Regions from separate parts of the Homo sapiens genome. Here region 1 is linked to region 2. Evidence: chromatin loops called from intact Hi-C (ENCODE). Cell type or tissue: IMR-90. All regions are shown on one strand. Each heading gives the region's core, and the rest is flanking DNA. Links, peaks and the distances in the headings are about the cores only.

Region 1 (2,907 bases), core at 89-2,588, 170 kb after region 2:
TTATATGTGGGATCTAAAAAAAAGTCAAATATACAGAGATAGAGAATAAAACGGTGGTTACCAGGGTCGGTGTGGTGGGGAAGGAAATGGGGAATGTAGGTCGAAGGATACAAAGCAGCAGATATGTAGGATGAACAAATGGAAAGACCTAAGGTACAACATAAGGACTCTAGTTAATAATAGTGTATTTTATTCAGGATTTTTGCTAAATGAGTAGATTATAGCTGTTCTTGCCACAGGGGAGAAAATGAGTAACTATGTGAGATGATGGATATGTTAATTTGTTCCACTATAGTAACCATGTTACTATATATATGCATCTTATATAACATCATGTTGTGTACCTTACATATATATTAAAATTTATTTTTTTAAAAAAAGATTAATTCTAGCAGAGGAGTAATTCTGAAGGTGTAAACGGAACTCTAAAGACTATCCTAAGGCTGAAGGAGAGTGCCCAAGAAAGGAACACATTGGAAGAAGGCCCTCTCCTTAAAGCTGGGATTCGAACCTTGTTGGAAAACGTGTAATGAATGTGATGTGAAGAAGTGTGCTGGGTTTCCCAGCCCAAACCTGGTCTAGAGTCTCAGGTAAGCAAGGCAACACCCCCAGGTACAGGCAGGCAAGGCTGGCAGGCGTATGCACAGGGAGAGTCAGAATCAGGAACCTACTCGCAGGCAGAGTCATCGAAGGCCTGGGAGGCATGGAAACCCTGCAGGGAGCTGGCGGGCCATGCTGGCAGCTGGCACACAGGGAGTCAGAGGGCCAGGGCCGCTCACCTCCGTACAAAGCCTGAGATGGGTAGAGTCCATGTGGGGAGGGCTGTGGGAGGTGGGCACAGGGCTACGGCTGGGGCTGTGAGCTCAGAGGCATGAACGTGCTGGGGACGCACAGCCAGGGCAGAACCCTAATGGATGTCCCCATGCATTTGCCCCTCGCAGCAGCGCACTAGTGGAGAAAGAGAAGCAAAACTTCTCTTTCTCAGTGAAGCACACTGGCTCCAGAAGTTTCTCCCTCCAGCAGTGTCCTACCAGCGCCATCTACTGACAAAACCCAACACTGTTCTCACTGCAAAGGAGACATGGTTAATGGGGCTATGCCACTATGCAGAACAGGCAATGAAGGGTAGATTTGGAGTTGAAAGGCCACACATTGAAACTGTCACATCTAGCAATAGGTGCAGTGAAAAAACAATCTGTGGTGTATTACAATAATGCGATAATACTCAGCACTAAGGGGAACGAATTCTGATAATACAGTTAGTCCTCCATACCCACAGGTTCTGCATCCGCAGATTCAATCAACCACAGATAAAAAATGTTTTAAAAAATAAACATACAATAAATATAATACAAATAAGTCTAGGTGGGTTGGCTCATGCCTGTAATCCCAGCACTTTGGGAGGCCGAGGTGGGCAGATCACTTGAGGTCAGGAGTTCGAGACCAGCCTGGCCAATATGGCAAAACCCTGTCTCTACTAAAAATACAAAAATTAGCTGGGCATGGTGGTCCACCCTGGAATCGGGAGACTGAGGCAGGAGAATCTCTTGAACCTGGGAGGCAAAGGTTGCAGTGAGCCGAGATTGCACCACTGCACTCCAGCCTGGGTGACAGAGGAGACTCAGTCTCAAAAACAAAACAAAACAAAACAAGACAAAAATAATACAAATAAAAACAATACAGTATAACAACTATTTACATAGAATTTACATTATATTAGGTATTATAAATAATCAAGTGATGATTTAAAGTATACAGGAGGATGTGTGTAGGTTACATGTAATACTATGACATTTTACTTAAAGGACTTGAGCATCCAAGCATTTTGTTATCTGTGGCTTCCGAGAACCAATCCTCTGCACTGCAGGCAACAAAATAAATGTATTGCAAAAACAATACTGAATGAAAGATATCAAGCACAAAAGGTAAATACTGTTAAATGACATTCTAGAACACACAAGACTAACCTATAGGGACAAAATGTCAGTTAGTGTTGCCTGAGGATTTGGGGTGGGTGGAGATATTGACTACAAAGGATCACAAAGGAGTTTGGGGGGATGATGAAAATGTTCTGTATCTGAATGGTGGCTCCATAGGTGTATACATTTATCAGAATACATCAAACTGTACCCTTTAAATGGGTGCATTCTATTTCATGTAAATTATACCTCAGTTATGTCTGTTTTTAAAATATCATCTGAGACTGGGCATGGTGGCTCACATCTGTAATCCCAGCAATTTGGGAGGCTGAGGCAGGAGGATTGCTTGAGGATAGGAGTTCAAGATGAACCTGGGTGACACAGTGAGATCCTATCTCTACAAAAAAATTTAAAAATATATTGTGGATTCCTAATTAGGGAAAATGAATCAGGCTGGCAGGACAGAGGGAAGGTTAAAAGAAAAAGCAGATAAGCTATACATCTGCCTTTCTTCATGGCCCAGCGCAAATAACTCACAATCTTCCTGCGCCCAACTTATCACCAGACACCTGCACGTGAGCTCTCTGTAACCAGGGCATTATCAATACTGTACAAAGCCCTCTTCAGCACACAGCACCATCCTATAAAATCCCCAGTAAGCCTTTGTCTCTTTGCAGTCAGCTCCTTTCTGGCTGGCCTGCCCATTGTACCCTTGCAACATATTTTCATACTTTCTCTAATAAATCTGCCTTTTTTACCTACAACTATCTTGGTAAATTCTTCTTACGATCCGTGCCACCAGCCCAGTCACTAATCACCTACAACATATATCATCTGAAAATCAGATGTCTACAGTTGTGTAGGATCTAGACCACCATCACCTCCCAAACCCCATTACCTTATAAATTCCAGGGCAGGGGTCTTTTGATCATAGCTTGGATGGAAACACTGGAAACCTTCCCTCTTCCTGCGGGAGGTGGATTCTCAA
Region 2 (2,907 bases), core at 207-2,706:
CAGCCGCGGGGCCGCTCCAGCACGTTGTAGACCCAGTTCTGCAGGCGGCGGTAGCGCTTGTGCGCGGCCGAGGAGCGCTGGCCGCAGGCGGAGCCCGAGCCGGAGCCCGGCCCAGGGAGGGGCGCGCCCGGCGGCAGGGGGCTGCCCAGGAGGCCGAGGCGGCGCGGGGAGCCGCCCCCGCCCGCCTCGCCCTGTTCGCTCTGCACGGCCGTGAGCGCCACTAGCTCCGCGCGGGGGGCGTCCCCGGGCGGGGGACCCAGGCCGAGGCGGCGCGGGGGGGCCTCGGCCATGGGCGGCGCCGGGCTGGGGGCGCCGGGGCCCGGGCACGGTCCGGGGCGGGGGCGCGCTCGGGGCGCTCAGAGACGCATGGCTCGGACCCGGGGCCAGAGGGGCGACCCGGGGCGGGCGCGGGCGGCGGGGGCTAGGGGCCGGGCCGGGGCCGCGGGCGGGCGCTCGGAGCCTGGGGGCCGCCGGAGCCCGCACTGACCTCCCGCTTCCCCGGCGACTGGGGCTGCTCTTTCCGACTCCAACTCTCTTATTACGCGCTCCATGCCGCTCGCCTTTCCACCTGCCACCGGCGCGCGCCGCTCACATGTCACCCTCCCCCGCCCCGCCCCTCCCCCGCCCGCCCCGCGGCCGCCTTCCCAAATCGGGAGGGAGCGAGCGAGCAAGCGAGGCGAGGCGGAGGGAGGGAACGCGCGGAGCAGGCGGCGGGGCAGGGCGCACGGGCGGCCGAGTTGGTGCCTGGGCCGAACCGCGTGGCGGGGGCAGCGCGCGGGGCCGGGAAGCCGGACGCGTGCAAGTGGTGTCCACCGCTGCGTGGGGCAGTGTGGCCCCGAAGGCCAGCCCGGGGTGGGACGCCTCGTGTGTGCTTGTGGAAAGTGGAATGTGGAGTTGTGGCCGCGGGCGGCAGGGGAAGGGACGCAGTGTCCCGTGGAGTTTAGGTGTAGACCGGTGGAACGGCGTCTACTTGTGTGTGCAGGGTGGGTGGCTGTGGGTCTACCAGGTGCGGGGATGGAGTCAGTGAGGTGTGAGTTATGGGTCGGGTGTGGGTGGCTGCGAAAGTGGAGGTGGAGTCCGAAGGGGATGAGGTGTGTCCGTTGGGGTCGAGCACTGTGTGCCTGGTGCGGGTGCTTAAAGTGTGCCCAGTGCTGTGTGTGGCTGGGTGGGCAGCGGCGGTTGTCCTGCTCTTACCTGAAAGGCCTGGAGCCCACGGGCTGCTAGGCAGCATCAGGGTGTGTGGAACACAGTGGGCCTGGGTGTGTCTTTCTCCCACCAACTGCCACCTCTGAGCTTCCCTTCATCGTGATGGGGGAAGAGCCACCCTGCCCAGAAGAGGATCCTCCCCGATGGAGGGGCCTGCTCCCCTGCCCCACTCCCAGGTCAGGGAACTGGGTTTGGGCAGATGGAGTGTTGGGAGATGAGCTCTAAGCCAGCCTTAGAGGGGACACACACCCCCTACCCAAGGCCCACAGAATCCCAGCCAGAAAAGGGGATACTTTGTCCCAGGGCATTCCCTCTCCAGCTGGAAAGTTTTTCTTAGTCCCCGACCTCCATCTCTCTGGCTGTAGGGGGCAGTCCCTCTCCTTTAGCCCTCCTGGGCCCTGCACAGGGTTGGTAACTTGGGTTTCCCGATCCTCTTTCCCTCTTCCTCCACGGAAAGCTGCGGCCACACCAGCCGCTCCCTCCGCAGGCCCTGCCCCAGGGTGAGCCTTCCGCAGCAAACTCTTCCCGGTTCCTCCGGGAGGATCTCGAGGGACGAAGCCGAGCGGGAGGGGCGGGGGAAGGGGCGGGAAGGCGAGCTCGATTCTCAGCTGTCAGCAAAGGCAGCATTGATCTGCTGAGCGCCAGTGAGGGAGGGAGGGAGGCAGGGCCGTGGGCTGCAGGGATCTGTGGGGTCCCTAAACTGGGCTTGGCAACCGGCCCACACCCCTACCCCATAGTGATCCTTTCCCCTCTGCCTAGCTGGGGGTGCCCTCTGGGGTCTGACCTGAATCTCTTCTGCTGCTCCTGGTCCAGGTGTGCCCAGGGCCAGAGCCGGGTGCCCCAGGGCAGGTTATGCCCGGATCCTCTACTGGAAGCTGGGGACAGTTTCTGGACCCCAAGGCCCCACTAGGGATGTGGTGCCTGGGCTGAGTTAACCCATCTTCTCTCTATGAGCTGAAGATGGCACCCCCAAAATATGCAGCACTGTCCTCCCTCTGTGGAACTGCCTGGCTGGTTCTTCTCAATCATAGATCCTGGGAAATGGGACTAAGGTCTAGGACATGAAAGGTGCACAGGAAAGCAGTTGCAAGCGCCCTGGGGGTGTTTCTAGGGGGTCTTTTTGAGGCTCTTGTTCTGTAGCAGAAATGGAATTTGAATTCAGGTTGCCCTTAACACCCAGAATATCTGAAACTGGGTCTGTTCTGGGAAATCTAATCTTCAAGCTCAGCATCACCTCTGGATCCCATGGCTCTCTTCCCAGCTGGGGGACTACAAAGGTCCCTTCCCCACCTTGTGAGGAGCCCTCACTGCAGGGAGTGTCTCATCATTCCCAACTCCAGCTCCAGATTACCTGCTCAAAGGCAGCAGAAAGAGGAAAGAGACTGTGGTTGCAGCTAGAGGGATGGAAGTTAGATCTCAGGAAGGACTTTCATAGGGCATAGAAGCCTGTTTCTCCTGCGGGCGTATGGGTAATGGAGGGACACAGAACTCTTCCTAAGGGGTGAGAGGGATGGGGGAGATGGTTCCAGGAGGCCACAGCAAATTTACTTGGCATATGTGTACACATGGAAGAGTGGAAGGGCCAGAAGAGAAAGTCCAGTTCAGAGAGGACAGGTGGCCACTCTTAGGGTCACCGGGTGGCCTTCCTGCGCCATCCGGATTCCCAGGACATGACTGGGAGGACGGACTTTCCCCACCACA

The links. Peaks named below come from ENCODE experiments on the same cell type or tissue, not always from the same donor. Only the 100,000 strongest peaks of a DNase experiment are listed, where the experiment ranks them.
Region 1: it touches region 2 in a loop (2.1-fold over the local background); 30 of 110 quality-filtered maps call a loop at or near these places.

The regions. Positions count from the first base shown.
Region 1 is chr1:40,610,590-40,613,496 of GRCh38, reverse strand. No RefSeq gene overlaps it. Among named protein-coding and RNA genes, the nearest start is that of RIMS3, 54 kb to the left of the region's middle. RefSeq lists a silencer at 1,102-1,161. In IMR-90, for the core only: a CTCF peak has its summit at 1,041 (motif pointing left); no DNase peak of the experiment used is centred there; H3K27me3 peaks cover 185 bases.
Region 2 is chr1:40,781,477-40,784,383 of GRCh38, reverse strand. It overlaps KCNQ4 (potassium voltage-gated channel subfamily Q member 4), which reads right to left and starts at 597. Exons shown (of 14, transcript NM_004700.4): 1 at 1-597. The coding sequence starts at 290. In IMR-90, for the core only: a CTCF peak has its summit at 1,572 (motif pointing right); no DNase peak of the experiment used is centred there; H3K4me3 peaks cover 267 bases; H3K27me3 peaks cover 1,459 bases.